2 separate regions of the Homo sapiens genome follow, and region 2 is linked to region 1. Evidence: chromatin contacts called from ENCODE Hi-C or POLR2A ChIA-PET data. All regions are on one chromosome and are shown on one strand. The core of a region is the stretch at or near the end of the contact, and the rest is flanking DNA. Distances in the headings are between cores, read along the strand shown. Region 1 holds the start of LAPTM4A (lysosomal protein transmembrane 4 alpha). Region 2 has its middle 38 kb from the start of SDC1.

Region 1 (3,824 bases), core at 762-3,261:
ACGGAGTTTCTCCGTGTTGGTCAGTCTGGTCTTGAACTCCTGACCTCAGGTGATCCGCCTGCTTCAGCCTCCCAAAGTGCTAGGATTACAGGCGTGAGCCACCGCGCCCGGCTCCCCTGATCTTATCTTTGTATTCTTTTTTATTGTATTGTATTTATTTCTGTCTGCCACATTTCATATCAAGACAGAATAACAGTGCTGCACATTAGGATCACCTAATTTTAAAATTGACATTTTAAAAATGTCAATGCCCAGGTCTCACCCATGACAGTTAAATCAGAAGGTCTGGAATAGTAAGCAGGCATCAGTGGTTAGTAAAGATCCTCAGGTGATGCCAATGTGCAGCAAAGTTTGGAAACTATTGGCACAACAGGTTTTAATCTCAGTTGTGACACTGGCCTTGCAATCTTGGATATGTAATTTAACTTCTCTGTAGAGTTAAATAACGTAAGAGTACCTATCTCAGTTAGTTGTAGGAATGAAATGATTGAAAATAAAGTGATTGGATCTGTGCCTAGAACAAAATAAGGGATACGAAATTGTGGGGCGGGGTTAAGATAATCTACTCCCTACATAAGTAGAGAAATGTCATAATTCATTCTGAGTTAGCCAGCCACACCCCATCCTTTAGCGTGGGCGGGCTTAACTACTGCTTCCCAGATGGTTTGAAAATAAGCTCCATGGACAACTCCTTCAGTGGTGAATAGTCTCTGCTCTCCTAAAATTTGTATTTTATTGGGGAGATAATCAACAAATACATACATAATTTCAGGCAGTGTTCAAAGAAGCCATGCCAAAGAAATAACCTTTACTCTGAATTCAGTGTGGTCTCTGGCTAAGAATATGCCCTGGCAGAAGGGAAGCCCTTTCTATTCTCTGAAAAGAAGTGTGTTTACCAAAGCATTAAATGATAAATACATTTTTTAACGGTGAAGTCACAGGTCTCACAGAAATACAAAATGAACACGTGTAAAAAATTTATTTACTCATTAACCCGGGGACCAGTAAGCTGTTAGAACCAGCTCTAAGCAGAATTTAAAGCACCCATCTATATTGTTGAATCAGGACTGGGGAATGAATTTACAAATCGATGCAAAATGGCTTTTCCCAAGGAAGGGTAAGATAACAATACGAGGGGTCTTACCGAGTTGTGCAGAGCACCACAAAGAAAAGCGGACAGCCCCTCTAGCAACAGAATGCCCGGGACGGTGTGCCAAACTATGGCTGTTTTTTCATTGAAGACATTCAGTAATTTTTTGTCCATTTCAATGTGTTTCATAATTTCTCCCTACAAAAAAAAATCACTCATCTCCAAAAACCCAGCAGCTAAGTAGTTCTTCTACATTATCTTGCTTTCATTTATCCTTAATCCTTTTGCCTTTGGCAGGGTTGGATGGTCTTTCTTCGCCCCCACCAAGGAGGCTTCGGAGGGAAAAGAGGGTGTAAATCCAATCCCTCCACTCCTCCAGGCACCCTCCCATTTCCGCCACAGGGGCGAGGATGGCTCAAGGCTGGGCTTGGCTCTGTCCCTTCCCCGCAGGCCCCGCCCCCAGCCCGCGCAATAATTGAGCTGCGCGCAAAGGTCACGTTATCAGCCTGTGACGCTTCCCATCCAGTACGTGGCACACATTGCTCAGAAAAGCCCCTTGTGCCCGCTTTCTGCCATCCGCGCTGTCTCGTGTCTCCCTTTTTCCATTAAATGCCTCTTTTCTTGCGGGTCTCATCTCGGGAATAGTGCACTACGGGGACATACCTATCCCCAACTATCCTAGGCCCGAGAACCAGCCCTTGCCTTCGCGTAACAGGCGGAGACTCGCTGAGGCGAGTTGCACTTCTAATTGGGCGTGAGGTCTTGTCAATCCCCAAGTTCTTCCAATCAGAAGTCCGGTCCATCCAGCCTTCCGCTCCCCATTGGCCTGTGTGGAGGAAGAGGGGTGGGTAAGCCGAAGTCGCTGCGCTCAGTGCGCAGGCGCGAAGAAGCTGGCAGGGGCACGAGCCGGGGGCGGGTTTGAAGACGCGTCGTTGGGTTTTGGAGGCCGTGAAACAGCCGTTTGAGTTTGGCTGCGGGTGGAGAACGTTTGTCAGGGGCCCGGCCAAGAAGGAGGCCCGCCTGTTACGATGGTGTCCATGAGTTTCAAGCGGAACCGCAGTGACCGGTTCTACAGCACCCGGTGCTGCGGCTGTTGCCATGTCCGCACCGGGACGATCATCCTGGGGACCTGGTACATGGTAAGGCGGGCAGGCGTGGCGCGTATGTCCGGGGGGCCTGGGGAGCGGGGCCTGGTGCGGAGGGGGTGAGACTGGAAACGGGGTGTTGGGTGGGGCGGGGACTTGGAGGGGCGCTGCTTTTTAAGGCGCGCCAACTCTGGATGAAGTCCAAGGACTTTGGGAAAGTAACCTTGTTCAGGAATCGGAGTCGGGGGAGCGGGGGGCGGTGGTAAGCATGGGGAGATTGTTCTTTGGCAAGAATTTGAGGAGAGAAGCGGGCTTGGGAGAGCAGAGGCTTTGCAGGCGAAGGGACGAGGGTGGTAGGATTTGGTGGGAATTCCTCTGTTTTGGTTCTTGTTGTATTTCTACGATCTGAAAGGCAGCATCTCCCTTCCTCCTATCCAGTGCTCCCTGGAATTTTTTCCTCTAATGAAATAATTAGGAGCGGACCTTGGTAAACGCAGTCTAGTTTCGACATTGGTCTTCCCGTTGGGAAAGCGAAAGATCCAGCGGTAACCCGGTTGTCCGCGTTTCTTGGACTTTGTTTTGTTTCATGCCTCTCTTGCATCTCCAGAATCGCTTGGGGGCGATAGCTTTTGCCTGAGTTGACGCCTGACCAGCTTTTGTCCTGGTGCAGCCTCCTCCCTGCGCAGTAGGTGCTTTTCGTAGCCGACCGGCTGTTTTTACAGAGACCTTTATTGAGAGCCCTCTCCATCCTGGCCACCTACCCCGGTATCTCCTGGGTTCCAAGATCTGTGTGATTCTGTCCTAACCAAGTTGACACTGTTGTTGCCTGGTGATTCACTAGTAATAAGTTTGTGATTTTTTCTTTTGTAATTCACCATTTATAGTATCCATGCACATTAAACCTAACTTGTCTATGACTTCCAAATATGGGATTCAGTTTAGGTAGTTTTAGGTTATTATGATTTTGCCGAAGCCGTGACAAACTTCCTACATGGTCGACTTGGCCACTTTAATGACTTCGCGAATGTGGTTGTGTGGGTGACGTTGGTGATACTGTGCAGTTTTTGATACTTAACTGCAAAAGAGGAAGAGAGTTATCCCAGACACAATCTGTTTTCTCTGTACTTGCTGCTTCTCCCCACTCATTGACTTGAAATCATTAGTAAGCATTTGGACAAACGCCAGATGAGAATCATCTTAAATGAGGCAGATACTGTTTCATGGCCCACCCCCGGGGGACTACCTGACTCCACATGACTGCTACCTGCCCTGTTGTTTTTTACCGTCTTGTTTCTGATGTACATTTAAAAAACAACACGAATGTGTAGGTTTGCTTGTGCTGAGTTTATTTTCATGTTTCCTGTACTTTTATATTCGGAAATACCGCCTTATTGACAGAACTATATCACATTTTCCCTCAGAGACTCTTTCGTTCTGTATTTTAACTGATTTGGAATACTAAACATAGAGTTAATGACCATCAGCTGCATTATGTTTCTAACTTCCTTTTATAGCTTCTCCATTTTGCTGAGGGGCTGGGTCTCATTTCTTTTGTTTGTCCTTAGCTCTGTCTTCTATTTCCCTAAATGAATAATTCAAACCTTGAGGATCCTCAAGGCTATTACTCAATTCCGTCTTCCTCACCCCCA
Region 2 (3,824 bases), core at 828-3,327, 130 kb before region 1:
CGGTCTCCCACGTCTTCCCCGCAGAATCGTGTGTGTGTGTGTGTGTGTGTGTACGTGTGCATGTGCAAGTACATACACACATACAGGATTGTAGTGAGGGGGGTGTTGATTATAAGAATACAGGAAGGGTGGAGGCTGAGATCCACCCACTGGAGTGGTGGAACTCAGCCTTCATCCTTCCTGCCCAAGACATATTGCAGATGGAGCATGTGAGATCCCAAAAAAGAGACTTGGTGGATTCACAGCCCACTGGGGCTTGGCCTGGTCCGGGCTGGCCTCCGGGCCAGAAATGACCTGTGGGCCTTTGAAGCCTGGAGAGTTGGGGTGGCTGTGGGAGGGGGCTGGGCTCCAGGACCTCTGCCCCACCCTTCCCTGGAGGGAGGCACTGAAGAGGCAGGACCTGCCTCATCCAGGCAGCATTGCTCTCTGGCTTCTCAAGATGGCTCAGGGCTGGCCTGGAGGTAGTCATGGGGCTCCTGGGCACTGTGCTGTCTGGCAGCGGACTCAGGTTCCTGGCTGGAAGTGCTAGTGGTCACCAAACAATTGGGTTGGGATTTAGAAAAAGGATGTTCTGTTCTGGGGAGAAGCTTATTTGTGAACTCAGTTCCCACCTGTTGTGCACCTTCCGAGCCCTCCTCCCCACCCAAATTCTCCCCAGGCACAGTCAAAGGGCAGGCAGGGGCACAGGGAGCACCTCTGTGCATGTTAGACACAGCGCTCCCTTGGGGAAGATCCCCTCTGGACAGGCACCTGGCTTGGTGAGTGGGCATGGCTTTTACTGAAATTAGAAAAGAGGACACTGCTTCAAGCAGACACCGCATAGGTGCAGTGGCCAATCTGCACAGACACACCTGTACCCTCGAGCTCGTCCTCTAGTGGCTGGCGGGGAGGGCTCCATTTGTACAAACACAACTATTGCTTCCACACCCTGTCTGCCCTTCCTCCACCCATGGGCCGCTCCATTCCCCATCCTTCAGGTAATGGACATCTCTTAAAGGGATGTGAGGGACTGGGGCCTGGGGTGAGTGTGCTATGAAAGCAGAAATATTCACACTTCAAGGGCTACGGGAGGTGTGGCCCCCTGCTGACAGCAGCTTTCAGCAGGGGAAGCTCCCACAGGCCTTCTGGGCACCATGTGGGGAGGGAGGCCGGGTATCTGCAGATGAAAGGCACAGGACCGGCTGCAGCCCCAGGAGGCAGCCCAGGAGGCAGCCTAGCCAGCCTTCCCAGGGCTTCCCTCCAGGGCCAGGTGGTCCCAGCCTGTCTGCTCCCCTCACTGTGTCTGTGGTGTATCTACAGATGCTCCAGGGTGGAGGAACTAGCCTTGCCAGCCAGGCTGTGAGACACAACCACCTTCATTTCAGCCCTTGAAAGTGGAACAGCCTTCCCAGCACCCTGGCTCCTTCTAGGGCAAGCCCTCTGGAGAAGGAGTGCAGAGCTGCAGGCCAGCAGGCCCAGGGTCCCGCCTGGTATCTTGGGTGCTTTCCTTCCCTCCTGGGGCCTCAGATCTCCTCATCTGGAAATCAAGTTCAGAAAGGTGCAAAATGTACTGGTAAGAGGCAGAGCCGGTACTTGAACCCAGGACTGCCTGACTTCAAAGCTTCATCACAGCATCACAGGTTCTTCTAGGAGCCAGGGCAGACAGATGCTAACGAGGACTCATCCTCATGGGATCCTTCAGGATGTGGCTGAGCCCGCAGCTGCTTCATGTACATGGACTTCAAGAGGTCACAAAACTGTGAGCATTCTTAGGGTTTCTGAGGGCCACCCCCTTGAAGTTGAGGTTCAGAGAAGGGGAGTCTCTTGCCAGCCGTGGGGAGCCCAGACTCACTTGCTCCCAGCCAGTGCTCTTTCTGCTGTGCGGAGTGGCTTTCTCGAGCCCATCTAGGTTAGATGCCGCAAATGTATAGTGAGTGGGGGCCTTCCCCATGGGAGGAGAATGTCCTCTTGGGGAAGCAGAAACAGGGACGCCTCTGGCTCCAAGGCCGCAGCGATCACATGATATCTGCAGTGATCACCTGATATCTGCAATGAGTCTGTCACCCCTCCCTCTGCCCCTAGTTACTGACTCACAGAACAGTCGTTAGTTCCTCAAAGGGACAGGAGCAGCAGCCGATGACTGGCAGAGAAGTTACTGGGAGTTACTGGGAGCTCTCCGGTGGGTCAGTCACTAAGACCAGGCCCCAGGTTTGTGCTGGGCTAGAAAGAGCTCAGCAACAGTGACCTACACAAAGGTGGTCTGTGAAACCGAGGGCAGGGGTGAGCCCTCGGGCAGGAATTCAGGGGCCTCTGGCCTTGTCAGCTCCCTGAGGCCAGGGGGGATGGGGAGTGGGAGCCAGGGTGGAGGAACCATGGACTGGCCTGAGGAAGCAGTCCTGCCTGGAGACCCTGCTGAGGGCCAACATTGTACAGCCCCGGCTCCCTCCAGGGACCCTGCCCTTGGAGATCACAGCATCCTGCCGGGAAGTCACATATCAGACCTCTGGGGCTTGGCTACCTGTGAGCCAGCAGGGAACACTTGGTCAGGTGTCAGGGAGAGGCTTTCTGGCTGGCCTGGAATGGTGGGTGGGATTTTCCCATGGGAAAAGCCTGGAGAACAAAAAAAATAGGAAAACCAGGTGAGGCGGGGAGGTGAGTTGGTGGAAGGGTGGGAGCTGAGGCCTGGAGCCTGCCTCTGTGGGAGAAGGGAGGCTGTGGGCAGATGCTGGTTCCTCATTTCCCTGTTCCCCTGCAGCACCCGCAGAGATGGCTAAAGCAGGCCACCCTCAAAGGGCACAGTGTGCTCTCATGAGTCAGGGGCCAGGCTGGGGAGCACCCTCTGAGCCCCGCTTCCCAGTCGGCCTTCCAACCATTCCCTCCCAGCTTGAGGCCACTTCCTGCAAGAGTTAGTCAGCTCTGCTCACATGCCCGGGCTGGGGGTGCTCAGACCGCACAGTGAGACAGCTGTCTTGGGCCCCCTGGACGCTTCCTTTGTGCTGCCCAGGAGAGAGCCTGCCCTCTTACCCGCCACCCCACCCCACAGCTCCAAGTCTGTGGCACAGCCTCCTGGGAAAGGAAGTCCTCGGGCCACTCAGCCGCTCCGCCAGCCACCTGGAGGAGCCCCGGAGATGAACTGTGGGCTTCTCCTCACTGTCTCCTCCTCCTCAACCCTGCAGTTCTGGCCTTTGCTTTTCCCAGTTACTTCCTCAGCAGCTGCGCTTTGATTCCAAGACCATCAGCACGCACAGGAAGGGCTTCCAGGAAGAGGCAGGCCCTGAGCTGGTTCCTAAAGTGCCAAGAGGACCTGTCTAGGACTCCAGAAACTTCCAGGAGTCAGGGAACCTGGGGCAGAGACAGTCCTGAACGCTGTGAATGGGGCAGCTCGGCCTCTCCTTCCCCGCCCTCCAGTCTGACCCTCAGATTCTCTTCAGGCACAGCTGGAAGTGGGATGAGGACGACAGCAGGGGGAAGAAGGCAAGACTAGGTCGAGGAATTCTGTCTGTGGGACAAAGAAGTTTATCTGCCTGGTGGGGTCTCTGGGTGCAGCGAGCTACCTGTGAACATGCTAGGGGGATTTAGAACCCAGTGGGAATGACACTGACAGGCAGGGAACAGAGAGAAGATCGGGCCATTCTTTCCTCATTGCCTCCGCCATCCTGAACACATGGGCATTCCTGGCTCTCATACCAGCCACGTGCCCCCTCTCGGCTTTTCCCTGGAGCCCCTGGTGATTTTAGGATGTTTTCTCCCCATGCTGGGCTGCTGTGGGGGACGTAGGGGGAGGCAGCCCTGGGGGCCCAGTGCATACAGCTGGGGGTTACGCCAAATGCACTGAACAGAGGGAC

Evidence for each region. Hi-C counts contacts between places; a loop is a spot of excess contacts on that map. ChIA-PET counts read pairs that join two places held with the same protein, here RNA polymerase II (POLR2A). Pooled maps may share reads with other maps.
Region 2: a pooled map shows a loop between it and region 1 (7-fold over the local background). The contact joins the enhancer-like site here to the promoter of LAPTM4A in region 1. A Hi-C loop is called at or near these places in 1 of 50 pooled maps. POLR2A ChIA-PET finds 5 or more read pairs at or near these places in 4 of 52 experiments (A549, AG04450, MCF 10A and 1 more).

The regions. Positions count from the first base shown.
Region 1 is chr2:20,049,815-20,053,638 of GRCh38, reverse strand. LAPTM4A (lysosomal protein transmembrane 4 alpha) reads left to right here and starts at 2,011. Exons shown (of 7, transcript NM_014713.5): 1 at 2,011-2,229. The coding sequence starts at 2,119. LAPTM4A-DT (LAPTM4A divergent transcript) reads right to left here and starts at 1,502. Exons shown (of 5, transcript NR_187142.1): 1 at 1,145-1,502. RefSeq lists enhancers at 2,001-2,200, 2,736-2,875.
Region 2 is chr2:20,184,869-20,188,692 of GRCh38, reverse strand. No RefSeq gene overlaps it. Among named protein-coding and RNA genes, the nearest start is that of SDC1, 38 kb to the left of the region's middle. RefSeq lists an enhancer at 666-1,284. Within about 2 kb of position 2,077, at least 12 of the 41 ENCODE cell types and tissues checked have a DNase peak (open chromatin) inside an H3K27ac peak, as active enhancers do.